Linked DNA regions of Mus musculus: region 2 is linked to region 1. Evidence: chromatin loops called from intact Hi-C (ENCODE). Cell type or tissue: heart. All regions are shown on one strand. Links, peaks and the distances in the headings refer to the core of each region. The heading gives the core; the rest is flanking DNA.

Evidence for each region. Hi-C counts contacts between places; a loop is a spot of excess contacts. Peaks named below come from ENCODE experiments on the same cell type or tissue, not always from the same donor. Only the 100,000 strongest peaks of a DNase experiment are listed, where the experiment ranks them.
Region 2: it touches region 1 in a loop (2.1-fold over the local background); 5 of 42 quality-filtered maps call a loop at or near these places.

What each region holds. Positions count from the first base shown.
Region 1 is chr19:60,856,830-60,867,488 of GRCm38, reverse strand. Sfxn4 (sideroflexin 4) reads left to right here and starts at 6,061. Exons shown (of 14, transcript NM_053198.4): 1 at 6,061-6,190; 2 at 7,395-7,460; 3 at 8,751-8,825; 4 at 10,113-10,139; 5 at 10,225-10,279. The coding sequence starts at 6,152. Prdx3 (peroxiredoxin 3) reads left to right here. Exons shown (of 7, transcript NM_007452.2): 6 at 2,158-2,323; 7 at 2,770-3,423. The coding sequence ends at 2,823. In heart, for the core only: no CTCF peak of the experiment used is centred there; a DNase peak (open chromatin) is centred at 6,028; H3K4me3 peaks cover 1,178 bases; H3K27ac peaks cover 1,135 bases.
Region 2 is chr19:60,785,387-60,796,045 of GRCm38, reverse strand. Eif3a (eukaryotic translation initiation factor 3, subunit A) reads left to right here and starts at 5,353. Exons shown (of 22, transcript NM_010123.3): 1 at 5,353-5,577. The coding sequence starts at 5,529. In heart, for the core only: a CTCF peak has its summit at 5,389; DNase peaks (open chromatin) are centred at 5,325 and 5,965; H3K4me3 peaks cover 3,595 bases; H3K27ac peaks cover 3,017 bases.

The DNA.
Region 1 (10,659 bases), core at 1,754-9,753:
GTTTTGCATATTTTAGTGTCATCTTGTTTCTTAAAGATTTATAAAGACTCTATTAAAGCATTTGTCAGTTTTGGTAAAACTCAGGAAGAAGTACAGGTTTGGATCTTTGTTGGTAGTTTTGATTTTTGAGACAGTGTGTGTGTGTGTGTGTGTGTGTGTGTGTGTGTGTGTGTGTGTGTGTGTGTGTGTGTGGTGTTTATATACATAGATTTATTAGAATGGCTTATAGGCTGTGGTCCAACTAGTCTTAACAATGGCTGTCTACTAATGATAGGTCCAAGAATACTGTAGTTGTTCAGTCCATGATGCTGAATGTTCTCAGCTGGTCTGTACTCCAGGAACTCATAGTAATTATTTACTCTCTATTCGGGGTTTCTACACTGTCTTGATCATTCAGTTCCCAGATAAAAGACACACAACCTTTACATTTATAATAAGCCCTTTATAGCACTAGACCTGGGCAGATATCTATCCTTTAAGCCATTAGAAATTACTTCCCCATCAATAACCCTTAGTTGTATCTTCCATGTTCCATCTGGACATCTCATAACTCCAGTTGGCCAGCCCTCATGGCATGTTTTCGTGATTCTTACCTTGAGTCATCTTGTTCTCTTTCCATCTTTTCTCCCTCCTCCCTGGTCTTCCTCCTCCTCCTCTTCCTCTTCATTTTTATATTTGAGAATTTAGTTTTTATTTCAACAGCTGCTTTAACAATTGGAAAAGACGGGCTGGTGAGATGGCTCAGCAGGTGAGAGCACTGACTGCTCTTCCGAAGGTCATGAGCTCAAATCCCAGCAACCACATGGTGGCTCACAACCACCCATAATGAGATCTGATGCCCTCTTATGGTGTGTTTGAAGACAGCTACAGTGTACTTATGTATAATAATAAATAAATCTTTAAAAAAAAATACACACACACAATTGGAAAAGACGGCAGAGTATGCTCACAGCTTTTACCTAGCATGCAAGAAGCCTTGGGTTCAGTCTCCAGTACCGTATACACTGGATGGGAGAGGTAGATCTATGAGTTCTAGGCCAGCTTGGTCTATGTAGTAGTGCTAGGACTATGTAGAAAGACCGTGTCTCAAAGGAAAAACCAAAAGGGATTGTGAGGTGCTATAAAGATGACTCAGCAGTTATGAGTGCTCATTGGTGTTACAGAGGATTAGAGTTTGATTTTTTTTTAAGATGTATTTATTTATTTATTTATTTATTTATTTATTTATTTATTTATTTATTACATGTAAGTACACTGTAGCTGTCTTCATACACTCCAGAAGAAGGCATCAGATCTCATTGATCTCATTACGGATGGTTGTGAGCCACCATGTGGTTGCTGGGATTTGAACTCAGAACCTTCAGAAGAGCAGTCAGTGCTCTTCACTGCTGAGCCATCTCACCAGCCCCTAGAGTTTGATTTTATAGCCACCTGTAACTCCAGCTCCAGAGAGTCCAGCACCTTCTTCTGGACTCTGGGTATTTGCATGCATGCATACACAACAAATACACATAAATAAAATCTTTTTTTTTAAAGGAAGTTTTAAATATTTATTGGATGCAACTTCAATCTCTCCCTTTTACATATATGTGATCACATTACCAGAGTGATATAGAAGTCCAAAGAATGTATACTAGATCACTGTGTAAAAGTCTTTACTGTCTCTAGTTCATTCTTTTTAGGTATCATATATCACATTGGGAATACAGTTTTTCAATGTTCCCATAATGTATGCTTTCCTTGGTGGCCTTGTATTAGAGCATCTGTCATTACTAAAAGTTGATAAACTTTTTTATAATGTTAATTTCAGGTTGGTTTTTCTAAGATTTATTTTTAATTATGTGTGTGTAACTCTGTAAAATTATGTACATTTGAGTACTCGCCCTTGGAGGCTATAAAAGGATGTCAGATCCCCTGGAGCAGGAGTTACAGGCAGTTGAGTGGGTTCCCTTCCAATGGGTTCTATGAATTGAACTCAGGTCCTCTGGATAGACACAGTACAAACTATTAATTGCTAAGTAGTCTCTTTAATCCCTAAAACTCCCATTTTAAAGCCTTTGACAAGTTGATGAATTTACTAATAGGAGAATAAAGACATAAAAGGAAAGAAATGAGTTGTTGGCACTAGTCCTGTTAATGAGGATAAATTCTGTGCAGAGGTCTCTTCATTATTGACCCTAATGGTGTCGTCAAGCACCTGAGTGTCAACGACCTTCCGGTGGGCCGCAGTGTGGAAGAAACACTCCGTTTGGTAAAGGCGTTCCAGTTTGTGGAGACCCATGGAGAAGTCTGCCCAGCCAACTGGACACCAGAGTCCCCTACGGTATGTTGTTTTCCTTAGAGCACCACGCCCCAACTCCAGGTCTTTGCTCAAGGATAATCTACCAAGAGGTGCTGGCTGAGTGTGGGTTGGTAACACTTAGATGGACAGTTTCTACTGAGGCTAGTAGTTAATTTTTATCTATATGTTTTGAACAAAATAGGCTAATCTTCAAAAATGAAGAAATTTTAGTTTAAGACTGAGAGCTTGGGCCAGATATGGTAGCACACACCTTTTATCTAGATGAAGAGGCAGTGAATCATTTTTGAGTCTAGCCTGGTCTACAAAGTAAGTTTCAGGACAGCCAGGGCTATTACACAAAAAAAACCCTGTCTTAAAAAAAAACAAAAAACAAACAAACAAAAAACTAGAATCTTTGAGCTCATCTTTGAGACTACTATTATGAAGTTCCTCCTAAAAGATTTAATTTTTTTTTTTTTAATTTTCAGATCAAGCCAAGTCCAACAGCTTCCAAAGAGTACTTTGAGAAGGTCCATCAGTAGGCCATCCTATGTCTGCAATTACCTGAAGCTTTTCAGGCCAAAAAAGAGCCCCAGCTGGAATCCTTCCAATGCCTTGAAGATTATTTATAGAATGGCAAAACCTCATTATGTTTGTGTTTATAAGTACTGCTCCACAGGCTTTGTAATTTTAAGACAGGTTCAGGCTCTCTAAAGGTGGCTAGCTGCTTCCATAGCTGCTCTTACTAGGGACTTCTTGATGGCTAACCAATTCTCCCCGAGTGCTTGGCCCCCATTTCTTGGATCATGTCCTTAGAGGGTAAGCATTCTTTCCCTTAGCCTGCCCTGAACCTTGGTCTACAGTGAAGTAGCACATAGTGCCAGTACTTGGTGAAATGAAGTAGCACATAGCACCAGCACTTAATGGAAGCTTCTGATCAAGGTCCTAAAATTTCCTCTTGAATTTTTGTGAATTATGCTGAATTTCCCTTTTTTTTTTTTTTAAATTGTAGTCATTAACTCACAGTGTCCTTGTGTGTTCTGAGGTATTGAAGAGGTATAATCATGAAGGACTATGTCTAATCCATAAGTCATTTTCTTCAAGAGCTGGATATATAGAATAAAAATAAACATTAAAATATTTGCGTTTTTGACTTATTCTGGGGCACCGTTTCTCCTTTGATAAGTTAGCTCAACAAATATTTATTGGGCATTTGACACAGGGCTGGCTCCACTCTCAGGAAACTGAAACTTAGTAGGCAAGACTGATACCTACTTTCATTCATTATTTTGGTAGCCATGAAAAACATATGCCAGGTTGGACTTTGGAGGCATTGGAGTGAAGAAAAATAAACCTTTGTGTTTATGCACTTGATTCTAGAAGAAAAGCCCAATAAACAGAAATCAGATACTTGCCGGGTTGGAGCAGTGTTCTGAGTAGGTTTTTCAGGGAAGTCCTGAGGGAAAAGAGACTGGGTCTATTTTCTGGGTCTATATGTAAAATGAGGGTAATTCTATCTATTGTGTATCACCAGCATCCAAGGCTAGAAGAAAGTTGAGGCTCATGGTTCCAGATTAGTTCATGACCTGCATGGCAGCTGGCAAGAATGACACTGGAACAGAGCTGAGATCTTATATCTGATCCACAGGCATGAGATAAGACACCCAAGTGGGAATGGTGTGGGTTTTAGAAAATTCCAATCCCATCCCTGGGGCTTCTGATAAGGCCACACCTCCCGATCCTTCCAAACAGTTACACCAACTTAGGACCATGCATTCAAATATATGAGTATATGGGATTATTCTCATTCAAGCCATCGCAGGAAGTAAGGGGCTTCTAGGCAGGAAACATGAAGGAGGTCATGCCACTAGAGCATAAAGGAAAATGGCAGTTAGGGACCCAAAGTCTCTCAGGCAAGCTAAGGAGTGAATTCTAAATGTGATGGGGAATATCTTTGATGGACATTGCAGCTCATGCATGTATGTATCCAGGAAGATCAAACCCAGTCTGGGCTACAGTATGAGATGAGACCTTGCCTCAACTACCTTCTATATTCCCTCAAAAAGAAAAAAGAGTGACAGTAACTTACCCTTAAGATCATTCTGGTTCTTTTGACTGTAGGACTTCCAAAGTGGTAAAGCACAGAGAGCCAGATGGACTGGATCTGTGACTCACTGAAGGGTAGAGCCAATCAGACAGTGCAGTGTGCTAAAGACCATAATGATACCACAAGTGCATATCTTGGCATAATGGGAATACTGAGGAGGGGCCCTTTTACCTATCTGTGGAGAGAACTGTTGAAGGCTATAGCAAAGTGAGTCAGGTCAACTAAGTGACTGAAGAGAAGAGCCAGATAAACTGGCAGATCTGAATTCCTGGGCGAGAAAGGCAAGGACTGATAACCTCTAGGTGGTGGTCATGGCTACTACTGGCCACCTCCAATGGGTTCAGCCTGGCTCAGTCATTTCCTTCAATCTTCAGCAAGCCCCTAAGATTAGTACAATTACTAGCCCTTTTTCTAGATGGAGATACTGACATGACCAGAATCATTTAACTATAAGTGTTGTGCAGGGGCTCCAGTTCTGCACTCTGGAGTCCTGCTGAACACCACACATACTCTAGGCACACATTCAAGTCCCATCTATCCTGACACTGAGAGAAGGTAGGAAAGCCCTATTTGACTCTAGTTGATTTGGCTTTTAACCAAAGTGGATTTGACCCGTTGATGCAAAAACAAAAACAACAACAAAAAAACAAAAAACCAAAAACCAAAAAACAAAAAACCTCTCTTATCTTAAAAAAAATAAGATAATAAGAGTTTATTCTGGAGCTATTTTAAGTCATCAGAGCCTGGGAACACAGGTTTAGGTTACTCCAAATCTTACATTCCCGTGTGAAAGCCATTTCACAAAGTTTGTTATAGTTTTACAGTACGGAGAAAGTCACAAATCAAGGAAAGCTTTAAAATACATTGGTGGGTACATCAGAGAGGCAGAGGTACATCATTATGCAGGAAGCTTTCACATAAGGTCAAGATGCTATTTGATGCCATCCTTAACTTTTGATTTGGTAGAAGCTAGTTGTCTGCCAAATCATCAATAAATTCTAAAAGGTTTTATCTGTTGTCATGAGAAGTTAGTTCTGACACAGAGGTGGACAAGGAATGGCTGCTCTGGAGGGCCAGAACTTAGTCAAGGTAATTCGCCTCTAGGCCATAACTTTCTAGTCTCTCCACAGTACTGAAATTTTTGTCAACAAAATCAGTTTCTGAACTCCTTTCAGTTTTCATCACAGACCCAATGCTAGAAAGAAACCGGTTAAAACCTAACCGGTCTGGCTGAGAGTTTGGTACACTCTACTCAGATCCAACTTTTCCACACTTGCTTCAATAATATACACTTTTGGAAATCTCAATACTTTTTAATAAATGGCATGATAATTTTATTTTTCACTGCACCATGAAAATTATGTAACTGGCTCTGGCTTGACCCAACTCGTGTACATTTGACTTTGTATACAACAGTTTTCAGGGGTAATGTGCGCCTGATAAGCGCAGGCGTGACGGTAGAAAATCTCTTGCATCAGTTACACTGTCTTCTTTCTTACAGGGTCTCCGCCCCAAGTGGAGACTGGAAGTGGGAGTGAACGCCTCTGTACCCGGACCCTTCGGATTCTTCTAACTTGAGGAAAGGAAGTAGAAGAACTTGGCCTATAGCAGGGGAGCGTTCGGGTTCTGGGGCGGGACACGCTGATAGGCTCCACCCCTTGCGCTGCAAAGCAAACGGGGCCTGCATCACACTCGGGTTTGTTCAGAGAAGAGGAGGAGGCGCTTGCTGGCGTTGCCAAGGGCGTAGTGGCGCCGCTGTCCAAATGGAACCCAACCTGCAGTTCTGGATTTCCGAACGCCAAGTACTCCGGGGCTGGGTGTTGGGGGCGGGAGGCTGGCCTGACCAGCAAGACCTTGACAGGCTGCCCTGCGTCATCATGACTTTCCTCTCAGAGATCCTGTAGTGCGGAGGGAAAAACAACCCCTTCAGTGGTCTCCGCTCTTGCATCTCTTACTTAGGTCCTAGGCTGGGTTGTAGAAGGCCACAAAGTCACTCTCATCCGATGTAGGGCCTCACTAAGGAGTTCCAGTCCTCAGTGGGACTGCCCTTGCCCGGGTTCCTAGGTTTGCTTAAATCAGCCATTTGGATTAAGACCACACATACACCCTGCTTTAAGCAGGTTAGAGACTGGGAAGTCACTGTTGGGTAGTGCTTCTAGTAATCATATTAAAAAGTTTTAAAAGAAGCAACTATCAATCTTTTTTGTTGTTTTTGTTTTGTTTTTTTCGAGACAGGGTTTCTCTGTATAGCCATGGCTGTCCTGGAACTCACTCTGTAGACCAGGCTGGCCTCTGCCTCACAAGTGCTGGGATTAAAGGTGTGCAACACCACTGCCCGGCACAACTATCAATCTTAATAACATAATTAGTCCAAGCAATGCCAAATAACATTTCAACATGTAATAAAAAATAGATTCTACGATTCTACCTTTTTTTTTTTTTGGTACAAAGACTTCGAAGTCCAGTGTGTAACCTGTGCAGGCAGTCTGGCCCAATTTCACTTCTTGCATATCCTCATGGAGCCTCAAGGCTCTAAATACTGTTAGAGGCCTTGACCTTAAACTAAGCTTAGCCCACCCCTGTTCATGGAAATCCAGAACTTAAGGCTGGAGCTGTTTCGAAAATGGACAGCTTGTTGGAGCAAAACACACCTCTTTCACATGTGAGCTGATCTGTAACCCTAGCAAAGCCCTTGTTGGGCTGCCTGCCTTACTGCTATAGTTAAGCCTTATAGTAGCAGAGAAAGCCAGACAACAGTCAGGTGTTTCTAGGTCATTACCTTGAGGTCATATGGGGATATAAAGAGAAAATATGAATCCCAAATTCTAGCTTTTAATTCTGAAATGAAACTCTATCCCAAGTGGTTAGAGGAGATACATTTTGTAAAAGTCAGATTACTTACAGTTCTTTAGTAAGTATGCCCCCACCAAAGTGAACTGTGACTACCTTGTTAAGCCTTATTTCTTTTAACTTCTCTCTGGTGTGTCTCTTTCTCACCATCTTTAGGCCTTTTTTCGAAGATTTTGTCAGTGGATGGATTTATTAGATCCTGTAAACATGTTTATTTCAATTGTAAGTATGGTTTTGTTTTAAGAAGTAATGAATTTCGTGCTTTATTTTGAAATTTGAAATAATAGCCCAGTCCATGTGTGTGTGTGTGTGTGTGTGTGTGTGTGTGTGTGCGCGCGCGTGTGTAGAATATTATATTTTGTATTTTTTGAGTGAGGTTTTTGGGTTGGAAGAATGATAAGTCAAACATAAGTCTGTTGAGCAGAGGATACCATACCTGGGCTGGATGCTGCTGATTCCAAGTTAACCCAGACCAGTCTTCCAGCCAGGAGTCAGTTGCTTGCCATAGAAGCTGAGGGAGGATTGTGAATTCGAGCCATTTGGGCTACGTAATAAGTTGTTTCAAACAAAATCCATCCAACAAGACTATGACAGAGCTAGTCCCTTTCTTAACCAAGGTTAAGAGTTAGGAGACGTGGGGGGGAGGGTATGGGGGACTTTTGGGATAGCATTGGAAATATAAATGAGGAAAATACCTAATTAAAAAAAAAAAAGAGTTAGGAGACTCTCTGGATGGAGTGTCTAGAAGAAAAGGAGTCAGGAAAAGGAGATGTAAGTAGAGGCCGAGGCTCAGGGGTGGACCCTCCCTCAGTTTCTAGTCTAGGGGGTCTAGGCATATTTGCAGGGTCTCATAAGCTGGTGCTGTTCCTACAGAGCCAAGTGATGAGGTTTGTGTGCCAAGTGGTCTGTTGTTATTTCTGGGTAAGGTGTTTTATTGTATAATTACTCTTTGTGTTTTATTTATTTTCCTAAAAATTAAAATAAAAAAAAAGAGGTAAGGAACAACACTGAACCAGCTAGCTATGGAAGTGGGTGAGAGGTTAGGGATTGCCAGGGCTCTGGTTAGGAAGGCAGTTGACATCCAGAAACCAGAGAGATGGAGGCTTTAGTGGGGGCTGCTGGAGCTGTCTAGGAAACCAGAAGGTCTAATTCTGAACAACACACAGAATTATTATTATATTAAAACCTAGGGACACATCTTGAAATCAAGTGTGGAACTGAAGTGCTGTGTGCTGATGGTTGTGGTTTTTTTTTTTTTTTTAGATTTATTTATTTATTATATGTAAGTACACTGTAGCTGTCTTCAGACATTCCAGAAGAGGGCATCAGATTTCGTTACTGATGGTTGTGAGCCACCATGTGGTTGCTGGGATTTGAACTCAGGACCTTTGGAAAAGCAGTCGGCGCTCTTAACCACTGAGCCATCTTACCAGCCCCGGCTGTGTTTTAAAGATGAGAATAAACACAGACTATGTTGAGATTGTTGCCTGATTTCTTGATGTCTAATTACAGGGAAGCATAGAAAAATCACGACAGTTGTTATTTACCACTGAAGATGCACCCAAACACTACCTGGATAACCAAGTGGTATGTCTCATGTGCTCATATGTGCACAGATGTGTATGGTTCAACATGGTTTTACCTTGTTCAGAGTGAAATGAAGTAGTGTTTGGTAACTAAATCTGTCATTGTACATATTGCCCAGGGGAATCACTTTTCAAAAATGTGTCATAAGAATTCTATCTCATAATGCAGCTAGAGCAGTGTTCCTTCTAACTAGTGTTAATTCTTCATATATGGTCAATTCCTGGAGCCCCATAGCAAATTCCACGTTCCATTGTAGGCAGTAATCTAATGCAGGGTTGTGTTGCTGGACAGCTCTCTGCCCCACCCTACCTTCTCTTGAGGGTTGGGGGTGAGTTGGCACAGAGTCAACAACACAGACTCCTGGAGCAGGTGAGAAATGCTGGAGCAAGCTTATCTGAGCACTGCTGCAAGCCCCTTTAATACCCTTCACCCATGCTCCCATTGGTCCCAAGAAAGCATCTCTTCTAAACAGCAGTTCCTGATTGGCTGATTATTGCACCAGCAATCCTTGGTCTTTCAGGCAGTCCTCAATTAGGTCCTCCTGCAGGAGATGCTTTTGCAGCTGCATGGCCCCCAGCATAGAGGTGGCCCTGCTGTTCCTGCTATGGGGTTGTATTCCCACCAGTGAGCTCAGACCAAGTATTTTTTTACCTATCTTGCTGCATAAAGAGTTTCTCAAATTCATAAATATTAGTCCCTCAAGACATCCCATGGAAGATGGGCAGTAGTGACACACACCTTTATTCTCAGCACTTGGCAAGCCAAGGCAGGCAGATCTGAATTCCAGACAAGCGTGGTCTACAGAGCTGGGTCCAGAACAGCTAGGGCTACACAGAGAAACTCTGTCTTGAAATTCAAACAAAACAAACCGTGGAAAGCTCACATTAGCTTTGTTTTTCTAAGAAGTTGCTGAAGCCTCTGGATGGACAGGTGGCTCTGTGACAAGTGGTGGGGCTGATGGCATTGGAAAGTCTTTGCGAGCCATCTCTACTAGGGGACTATTCTAGACCCACTGAAGGGCTGTTAGATGGCAATCCTTTCCATGGTGCTGGGACTTCCTAATGTTCTTGGCAGTTTCTTCATAAAGCTCAAAACTTGGCTTGTTGTTAGCTTATTTTTTACTTATTTGATTCATCTGGTACATTAGTTTTGACTTACTAGTCTCTTTACACTAGCCTACCCATATGAGTGGTAGTATAAATGTGGCATCAGGAATTAAGGCTGGTCAAGAGATTCTGTTTGCTGTTGAACCACCTTTAAAACATGTTTCTTGTTATCTCTCTTTAGATTAAAGACGCATGGAATAAGAGTCTTGTAAGTTTCGGCTCCTTTATAATTGTTGGTTTTCTAAATAATAAAATCCATCATCCAGCTAACCTCTTCTTCTGTCCCTTTGAAGTCAACTGTGCACCCTGACAGCAGCAAGTTGATCCCCCATCTTTTTCGACCTGCAGGTGAGCTGGTTCTCTTGTTCAGGAGTAGGTGGAGAAGGTGTGGCATATAGCAGAAAACTGTCTACTTTATTTTTCTTTACAGGGATTGCTGATGGAAATTCTGGAAGCCATAGCTTTAAAAGAATACTTGAGAGGGGCTGGGAAGTGACTTAGTCAAGTACCTTTTGTGTAAGCATGAGTACCAGAGTTCAGATTTCCAGCACCCTTGTAGAAAGCTAGGCATGTAACCCCAGCACTTGGAAGGTGGAGACTGGAGGATCCCTGGGACTCAGAATTGGTGAGCTCCATATTCAGAAATCAGGTAGAGCTAGGAATAGTGGCACACACCTTTAATCCCAAAACTTGGGGAGCTAAGACAGGTGGATCTCTGTGAATTCAAG
Region 2 (10,659 bases), core at 793-8,792, 70 kb after region 1:
TTTTGGTTTTTCGAGACAGAGTTTCTCTGTATAGCTCTGGTTGTCCTGGAACTCACTTTGTAGACCAGGCTGGCCTCGAACTCAGAAATCCACCTGCCTCTGGAGTGCTGGGATTAAAGGCGTGAGCAACATTTTAAGAGCAGAAAACTTCCTATACAAATAAATAGAACTTCTTATATAAATACTAATTTCAGTTTTCTTAAGATTTTTTTTTCATTTAAACATTTCATGTGTTTGAATGTTTTACCTGAATGTCTGTTTTATACCACTCATGTGGCTGGTACCATCAAGAGGCCAAAGCTAGTGTCAGATTCCCTGGTACCTGAGGTATAGATGGTTGTGAGCTTCCATGTGGGTGCCGGGGGTCAAACTGAGATCTGATGGAAAAGCAGCCAGTGCTTTTAACTGATAAGCCATCTCTCTGCCCTAATTCTAGCTAATTTTAGCTTTTTTTCAGGCTTTCTGCTTGGTTGGATATAAGAGCATGTGCAAAGTGCACATGTTCAGAACCAAGGCTGCATGATGCAACATGGGCTGGCTGTGCCAGTAACCCCAGGTTTACTATGCACTGGATTTTGAATTAATTTTTGGCTGTGTGTTCAGGAACCTTTCACTGTTGCCTAACATTTTGCAACTACCACACTCAGTTACATAATCCCTATAAGAAGCTTTGGTCTAAGCTGCCAGTAGTGAGCTCTGAGAGTAATTACGGAGAAGCAGTGGCTGGTGTCTGATCTCCGCTCTGGGGGCCAGTAGACTTAAGAAGGAGCTCAGCCAGCCCTTTCCCAGGGCTGCAGGATGAGCAGGGTGACCAGAGAGATGGGTACTTTGATGGAATTTTTTATTTTTATTTTTTGTTTTGTTTTGTTTTTCAAGTTAGGGTTTCTCTGTATAGCCCTGGCTGTCCTGGAACTCACTTTGTAGACCAGGCTGGTCTCGAACTCAGAAATCCGCCTGCCTCTGCCTCCCAAGTGCTGGGATTAAAGGCATGTGCCACCAAGCCTGGCTCTTTGATGGAATTTAATAGTGCTATGGGGGCTGGTGAGATGGCTCAGTGGGTAAGAGCACCTGACTGCTCTTTCAAAGGTCTGGAGTTCAAACCCCAGCAACCACATGGTGGCTCACAACCATCCGTAACAAGATCTGACTGCCTCTTCTGGAGTGTCTGAAGACAGCTACAGTGTACTTACATATAATAAATAAATTAATTAATTAAAAAAAATAGTGCTATGGGCCAAGAGCACAGGGAGTGGGGCAGCTAAGGTACCTTATGGTCAAGAATGGTTTGATAATGGAAGGCTTTGAGTTGGAGCCTGAAGTATTGTGTTGAGGGGTTGGTAGTCTGGTATAGAAAAGCACACTATGTGTGGACACTCAGAAAAATCACAATTGAACTTCAGTGTAGTGACAGGCTTAGAACCAGTGTACTCAGGAGCTTTGTGAAGAGACCAGTGTATTTTCATTTATATTTGTGTTCTTGTGTTTAAACATTTGGGAAACTGGAAGTAGAAGGGCAGATGTGCTAAGAACTAAAGATGAAACACATTGGGCTTCTAATCTTGTTCTTCCCTACAGATAGAACTGGAAAGTCTTATTTAAATATTGTTGTGGATTTTCATTTGTTAATCTTCCATGATTAGTTTTTAAGCAGCCTATCCGACTGTTGCTCTGCCAAGCATTCAGATACACTTGTAAACACTACAAATTATCATCCTTATCCATTCTTACGTATAATAAAGGATAAGACATGATGTTATTAATGTTCAACATATATATTGAGACATGGTCTCTCTTTGTACTCCTGGCTATCTTGAAACTCACAGATGCCTGAGTCTGCCTCCGGAGTGCTGGGTCTAAAGGCATATGCCACTACACCCAACTAATGTTTAAATTTTTGGCATCTAGCCTTATCTGGTGCCAAGGAAAATTTCTGGAGGAAGTAATACTTAGGCAAAACCTGAATGAGAAGGTTGGTTTTAAAAGCAAGGGTAGGGTTAGGTGGGTAGGGGTCATTAATCTCAGATTTAGGAGGCAAGGGCAGGTGGATCTCTTGCTTCTGGCCAGCCAGACTACGTAGTGAGACTGTTTCAAAAATAAAATAAAATAAAATAAAATAAAATAAAATAAAATAAAATGGAATGACTGGTTCCTAATGAAATGATGGCAGGAGATGGGCAGGGTCTTTTAGGTACAGAAAGACACAGTGTGGGCCTGGAGCAACAGAAGAATCTGCACTGCAGTGGTTTCTGTTTTCATGGAGATTATGGGCTTCTTCCTAGGATTCTACTAAAGTACGAAGTTAGACTATTTTATTTGCTGTTGTAACCCTTACACCTATCAGAAATGTATATTTGTTATGCTTGGCACATGGTACACACTTGATAAAGATTTGCTGAATGAACGCATTACTATGAATCATAGATTATAAGTACATTCCCATATTCTTGAAAATAAAATGATAAATGTTGGTGCATGCCTGTAGCTTGAGCACACTTCAGACTAAGGGGGAATTGAAAATTCTAGGCCACTTTGTAATGTTTTCATTGCACAGTGAGATCATATCTCAAAAGCAAAACAAAAGAGAAAAACTGAACCCCTCTCAAAACCACTCCCTATATTGTATTAGAGAAATTATCTCAGGAAGTACAAAAGTAACTTGACAAGGAAAAAAATATTTATCAACTTTTGACATGCCTGAATGGTTGTTTTCTGCTAAGTGAGTATTAATCAGCTGGCAATTATGCTTTCCTCTTGGTCCAATTAGATTCTATTTCAATTTTCATTGTATAAGCATCTATTTTTACCAGGGACTCACGAATTCTTTGAAATGAAGCATTGAGACTTTAATATCTCTAACACTCAACATTATGGCTGCTAGCTGGTACCAAAAGCCTGTTGGAGGAATGTATTTACCCCCGATAATCAGCATTATTATTTTCATTAACAAAGAGTACCAGACTCGGGGCTGGAGAGATGGCTCAGTGGTTAAGAGTACCAAATGCTCTTCCGAAGGTCCTGAGTTCAAATCCCAGCAACCATATGGTGGCTTACAACCATCTGTAACAAGATCTGATGCCCTCTTCTGGAGTGTCTGAAGACAGCTATAGTGTACTTACATGTAATAAATCTTAAAAAAAAAATGAGTACCAGACTCTAAGTAAATTGTTGGAGGTGGTGTCTTATTTGCTGCTCAGCTGTTCTTGAACTCTGAGGTTCAAGCAATCTTTCTGTCTTAGGCTTTGAGTGGTTTGGATTACATACCAGCCACTGTATATAACTAATTTGACTCATTTTTTTAATGCACACATGTGATCATTGTCTATATGTCACCGATGATTAATATGCTTTAAATAACACAAAGGGGAAATCATCAATATGAGGGATATTTCATTTCACTTCTTTTAATTTTCTAGTGGTCAACTGACTGTGGGCCTACCAAATAGGTAATGTTAAACACACTTTACCTTCATGACTATTTTCCCTTATGAATGTTTATGTACAATGTGTGTGCCTGGTGCTTGTAGAGGTCAAAGGTGTAAGATATCCTAGAACTAGAGTTATGGATGGATGGTTATAAACCATCTTATGGATGCTTAGAATCAAACCTGGATTCTCTCTTCAGGAGCAAAAAGTGCTCTTAACTGCTAAGCCATTTCTTCAGCTTCTATTTTACTATTTTTTGTTATGATAATGGAGTCGAGAATGTGAGAAAGCCTTTTCTGATATTTAGGCCAAGTTTCTTTTTATTTTACTGCTTGAGTCTTTCTTTAGCCTATGAAGTAATTTTTATGTAATTAAAAACTGCATGAAAGAACTATTTGCTCTTTATGTTTGGCTTTTAAAATTTGACTTAACTATAATATACACAAAGAAACCCTTTGATCATGCCCATAAAACAGTTGGTAAAGCTTGTAAATACTGGATGCTCTTTTACACCAATCCTGTCCGGGTACTTGTTTTGGAAGGTGAAAGTTCATGATTTAGCATGGTCTAAGCATTCTGGAGGAAGAACTCTTGAAATGAACTTTAACATATTTTTTATTGTTTTTAGTGTGCCCTGTATCTTTGAGTGGGTATGTTCATGTGAATGCAAGTGTTGGGTAAGCCAGAGATGATAGATACTCCAAAACTAGAGTTATAGGTGGTTATGAGCAGTCTGATGTGGCTGAACTAGAGTGCTCTGCAAGATTAGTATCTCTTCAGACCTTTAAATAGCTTTAAAATATTTCTCATTAATTTGTTTTTCGAGAAAGGTTTTCCTCTGTGTAGCTTTGGTCTATAGAACTCCCTGTATAGACCAGGCTGGCCTGGAACTAACAGGGATCTGCCTGACTCTGCCTCCTGAGTGCTGGGATCAAAGGCCAAAGGCGTAGATTCTCACCACGCTCAGGTTTTATTTATTTTTTAAGGTTTCCTCATTCATTGACACAGTATCTCATTAACTCACATGTCCCATACTATTGTAAAATATGTAATAAACTTACAATAATTTATTCTTTTCTTCCTGAATTTTCTCTGAACCTTTGTGTGGTGCCAGGGATTATGGAGGCCCCTGTGTGTGCTAGAGGAGCGCTCAGCCACTGTACAGCCACAGCCCTGAACTCAAGTTAATTTCCTACCAAGAGCCTAATAATTCGACGCGGTTTAAATGGCTTTCAAGCTCTAAGCATAGTAATTAATCTGTGAACACTACATTTGTTAGGTAGCAATAAAAGACATGGCTTGCAATAAGCCATTTCTTCACCAACACATTTCTTATATTTGTTTGTGACGTGAGCTGTATGTAAAAATCGATGACACTCGCGTATTTTCAAATATACAAGCCAGGTTCCTGGGTCTTCTACTCCCCTTCTTTCGGGAATCCTTGGGACACTAACCCTAGGAGGATACCAAATAACTCTGTTTATTATTCGTTTGTTCCCTCCCCTTCCTTGTCAATCAAGTGACTGGTGACCTATTTTTCAGGGATGAACACCACTGGCCAGCGATACGGGGTCAGCACTTCCGTTCAGTATTTTCAACCTTTCCAGGAGAGGTCCCGGCAGAGGCGATGCGACCCTAACGCGGCCTGCTTCCGCGCACGTCATTTTGGCTATGACTGTGTAGACACTGCCTTTTCTCGTCGCAGATCAGACCGCAAATTTCCCTTTCCCACTCTGTGTCCGCGGGGGGCAGAGGTGGTCGGAGAAAACGGTCCCGAAGGTTCCCTCCCGCAACCAAAGAACACCACAGCTCGCGCTGCTCGGCACCCAGCGCCACGTCAGCCCGCGCTCGAGACGCCAGCGCGCCTGCGCGCGGAGAAAGGCGGAACATGCGCAAAGGCCTGCCTCCTACATCCGGGGCTCGGGCGGCGGCGCTGCCGCCGCGAGGGAATCACGTGGTTCCTTCCTTTCCGTCTCTGGCCGGCTGGGCGCGGGCATCTGCTGGCGAGGCGCGTGGAAGCTCGCGCTAGTTCCCCTCCGCCTTCTCTCCCGGTCCAGGCCACTAGGGAGTTCGCTGACGCCGGGTGAACTGAGCGTACCGTCAAGATGCCGGCCTATTTCCAGAGGCCGGAAAATGCCCTCAAGCGCGCCAACGGTGAGTAAGGCAGCGGGTCGCGCCGCGCAGGGCCGGCCCGAGGCCTGGGAGTTTCGAGGGCCTCCGCCTGCTGCCCGCAGCCCGGGCTGTGGAGGCCAGTGGTCACGGCCGCCGCCACCGGGCCGCGTCTGCGCACGGCCTCCCTACTCAAGCGGGCCGCGGCGGAAGGCGCGGATCAGGAACCGTCGCTCTGGTGTGTGTTGAGTGGCTGCCGCCCGAGGCTTGCGTCGCAGGGCCACGGCCCAGCGGGTCAGGACTCTCGGGTCTTGCGATTCTTCGCTACGATCGGCCTTCTGCTGGCTTTTCAAACCCGCGGGCTGCTTGGGAAGCCCCGCGCTCCCTGCCGCCATCTGGGAGTGCCGGGAGGAGGAAACATGGCTCCCTCCCGGGGACAATGCACGCGAGAACCTCCGCTCCACCTCCCGCCGGGGTCGGGAGCCGGCTAGTCTACCTTCACTCCACCTCTCGGGCACGTCTGGTTCCTGATCCCACGCGGAGGCCTTCTGGGTCAGGGTCTACTTCCCTCACTACTAGTTTGCACTTCAGGCCTCTGCTCCATTAACTTGTTTCCTGTGGTGTCCTCCCCCCCACCCCCCGAAATGATGAGGGTCATTTCGAAAGTATTTCGAATCCAGTAAAGTTAGTATTCTTTAGGGATTTAAAAATGATCTACCCAGACAAGCCCTAGAAAGAGTGATTTCCCCAAGGTCACTTGGGAGTGTCAGAAAACTAAGACCAAGGTCTCTTGATATCCAGATCAGCTTTTTGTTTTTTGTTTTTTTGTTTTTCCTCCACCGCAGAGCCACTGAGTGCTATTTCTATTTCCATACGTGTGCTTAATTAAGCCTAGTGCTTGCAGGAAAGACTTGCCCGGATCTCTGACATTGTGTCGTGGAAAACTCGTGTGCGCATATCTGATCTGACCTTTAAAAATTGCTTTTTATTTTTTAAAATAAAACCTGATAATTCAGTATTTGTGCCCTTTTCAACCCTTCCAGTCCAAACTGGAAAAATAAACCATGTATGTTGCAGGTTTTTGTTTGGCAAGCTTGTTAGAAGTGGAAGTTACATTTTGTGAAAAGGCCATTTGACTCAAAACTTATAATAAAAGAATACTGCTGATAATTTTCAGGAATGAAGATGTGTTGGTTACATACATTAATATTTTTTGTGGTTAGGAAGCAGTCTGGAGTAGAATAATAATGCACTGTGGGTCACCCAATACCTCTAGTACTAATCTATTATTGAAAATAGAACTAGCTAATTTAGGACTTTTAATGTTTTGAAACTTAGAATTGCATTGTGCTGTAGAAAATGGAATTGGATAGACTTACTAGGTATAGCTATTAATATATGTTTAAGTTGTAACATTTAGCAGCAGTTACCATAGTAGTCTAGTTAAAGCACTACAGTCTTTGGCCTACATACATACATAGTAACATGCTGACCTTATCTTTCTCCTGTTTGGAATCTTCATGTGAACTTGGTTAATATTACAATAAAGTTTTAAAGTAGAAAGGTTACATAATGTGTTCTAAATTTCTTTTCACAGTTTCTAAGTTGACTTGATTAATGATGAGTAAGCTGGGGAGAGTGTTAGCAAAGTAGACTAGGACTTTGTGGTACTGTGTGGCTAACTTGGGTCTTGGTGCATTTTCCCTAAGGCCCGTATTGACTTCTTGCTGCAGCCCCATTACAGTTTCCCAAGTAGCAAGTAGTGATGCCTTAGCTTCCCAGGGATTTGACAGGAGCAGATTGTCTATCACACGTGCGGCACTGTTTGTAGAACAAGTAGATGATAAAATGGGTTTTCACTTTTAAGAAAGGTTTACCTAAATGTTTTATCTGTAGCATTTTGTAGCCCCAGGGATATTTAGAGCTAATCTAGTGCATTATTTTAATAAATAAAATAGACCTTCAAGCCATTCTAATTGGTAATTTTGGGGTGGAAAAGTGTCAAAGCCTTTTACACTCAAACTCTACAACTCCTGCCTTAAAAGGTAAAACTGTTATGAAACCCCACAACTGAGTAGTAACGATATAGGTTGGATACTTAATCTGTTGAAGGAATTAGTGAAAAATGAAGGATTGATATGAACCTTTTCTTTATTGGTAGATACATGGTTTCAGTCATATACTCAGGAGAAACGCAGAGTGCTGTTTTTCTAATAATACATATAATTCTGGATTTCAGTTTATAGATCTTAATCTCGAAATCATCTAAGGGTTGAAATAATTCTTTCTAGCTGCTCTCACACAATTAGGTAATTTCAAGTCTCAGTTGTAAGTTAAGAGTAAGGACTCACAGCCATGATCATCATGAAGAGTTTGTTTCAATTTCAGTCTATTGTCTATATTTTCCCTCATATTTTTCTTCTGGGGGGGGTTAAGGTGTGTGCTGTCCCTGCCCCAGCTGTGCCCTAGAACTCAGTGATCTGTGTGCCTTCCAAGTGCTGAAGTTAAAGGCACACTCCATCACATCAAGCAAATGTTTGATATTCAAGTGAGCTTTTTGAAACTTTTAAAGCTAGATTTTTGGGCTTAGACTTTGGCCCATCGTTAAGAAAACAACTCTTAAATCTGTCATTAAAGGTTTATTTACTTTGCTTTTTTTTTTTTTTTTTTTTTTTTTGAGGCAGAGCCTTATTAGGTAGCCCAGGTTCTCAAATTTGATCTTACTGCTTCAGTCGATTCAACCACATCAAGCTTCTAAGCAAGAATTTAAAAGTGACAGTAAGAAATCACACATTGTGGGCAAAAACTCAGGTTTGATTGCCAGCACACACAGTGCCTTAAAACCAACTTAACTCCAGTTAAAAGGGGATCCATTCTCTTCTGACATCCAAAGGCATGCATGTGTGGTACATGTAAGCAAAAAACTCATACACATAAAGTAAAAAAAAAAAATCTAGTATTTTTTTTTGAAGTAAAGAAATCTCATGCCCATTTAAAAATTACACATTGGGAAAGTGGATTATTCTTATATTTCCAGTGTTTTGTATTTTATTTTTTCATGGGTTTAGTCCTTAGCTTTAACTTGATTTGTATTTCATATTGCAAACACTAGATAATAGCTTAAAGTTTAAATCCTTAGTGTAAAATTGGGGATTAGGTATGTCATTTTAATGTTGCTGTTACAATTTTTCTTTTAATTTTATGTTATGAATGCTTGTATGTATGTCTATCACTATATGCAAGTATTGCCCTCTTGGAGGTTAGAAGAGGGTATCAGGAACTATCCCCCTGGAACTCAAGATTCAGGCAGGAGTTATTGATGATGTGAACGTCCATGTAGGTGCTGGGAATAGAACCCAGGTCCTTGAAGAATAGCCAGTGTTCTAAATTGCTAAGCTATCCTGCTTTTACTGTTAAATGCATTTACTAATTTTTTTTTTTTTTTTTTGTGGATAGGGACTTTTGGTTAAATGCTTTGAAAAACACCTAAAGTAACATGGAAAACTAACCTTAGGCACACTTCCAGGAAGAGGGTAGTACTTAAAACAGGAAGGCATTTTTGTTCCAATATAGTAAGTAACTAGTTTTCTGTGTGTCACTTGGGCTTAGTAAGTTTTTCATGGGTAGCAGGTTGGCCCAAGCGAAAATAGTCTTTCCTCACACATAACATTGAGGAGTTTGTATTTGTTTGCATGTGAGTACTATTTGATATAAGGGGTAGGTGTAGGGTCAGGGTCATGTCTTGGCCTGGCACACTGGAGGCAAGCCCCTGGGTTTGGTCTCCAGCACTGGAGGACAAACCATTGTTGATATATATGATGAGTTAGAATATTTTGTAAAGATGTTTAGTAAGGTATGTTTGGTATGCTATGTTTTTTGGTTAGTAAGTAGTTTGGTATGTGATTTGTTCAGGTATAAACTTAGCATATGGGAGAATTGAAGCAATATTGTTTCACTGGAAGAACTGGGAAGCACCATTTCTGAAACCAGTCATTAAACCTGTAGATCTAGTTCACTTCTAAATAATAAACTTTTATAGGACTTTTTTTATAGGACTCATGTGTATGAGTGATTTGCTTGTGTGTGTGTTTATGCACCGTGTATGTCTGATGTCCACAGAGATCAGAAAGAGAGGGTATGAGAGTCCTGGGATGGTGGTGAGCCACAATGTGGGTACTGGAGGCAGAGCTTGGGTCCTCTGAAAGAGGAATAAAGTGCTCTTGGACCACCTCTCCAGCCTCAATTCTGTTAATTTAAAAAAAAGAAATGGTGCTGGAATTCAACCCAAGGTTTTTAACATGCTTGTTTTAAGCTAGAGCTTCTCCACTCAATTCAGGTTTATCTAGGGGGGAAAAAAAGAGAATTGTTTAAAATTATTATTAAGGGGGTGGTGGAGACAGGGTTTTATTGTGTAGACCAGGGTGGCTGACCTCACACTTAGGTTTGTCTGCCTGAGCCTCCCTGCTGGATTAAAGGGGTGGGCCACTACCTCTGGCTCCAAATGCATATGAGTACACTTTAGCTATCTCGAGATGTACAGAAGAGGTGGTTGTGAGCACCATATCATTGCTGGGAATTGCTAAGATTACAGGCATAAACTACCACTCTTGACTTAATTACTAAATTTAAAAGTAAATCTAACCAGTTGGCTAGATTAAATATTTTCTACTATTTGTACAAAGGGGGAAAAGGACAAAAGTATAAGATAGACATCTTTAATCAAGAGTCTCTTCTGTTGACTGATTGAAAAGGTGCTACATATGGCAGTTAGATTTGGAAATCTAGTTACTATACACAATGTTTTTTTTTTCCTTTTTTTTTAAAGAATTTTTATTTTATTTATATGTGTACACTGTAGCTGTCTTTAGACACACCAGAAGAGGGCATCAGATACCATTGAATTGAACTCTGGACCTCTGGAAGAGCAGTCAGTGCTCTTAACTGCTGGCCATCTCCCCGGCCCACACAATGATTTCATTCAAGCTCATAAAGTCGAAAGCTACTTTGTTCTGTAGTCTTTATTTTTTTTAAAACCTTAATTTATATTTTATAGGATAATTTTCAGTTTCACAGAATCATTCAAAGATAGCACAGTTTTCACCATATCCAGTTGTTTCCATTAATGAA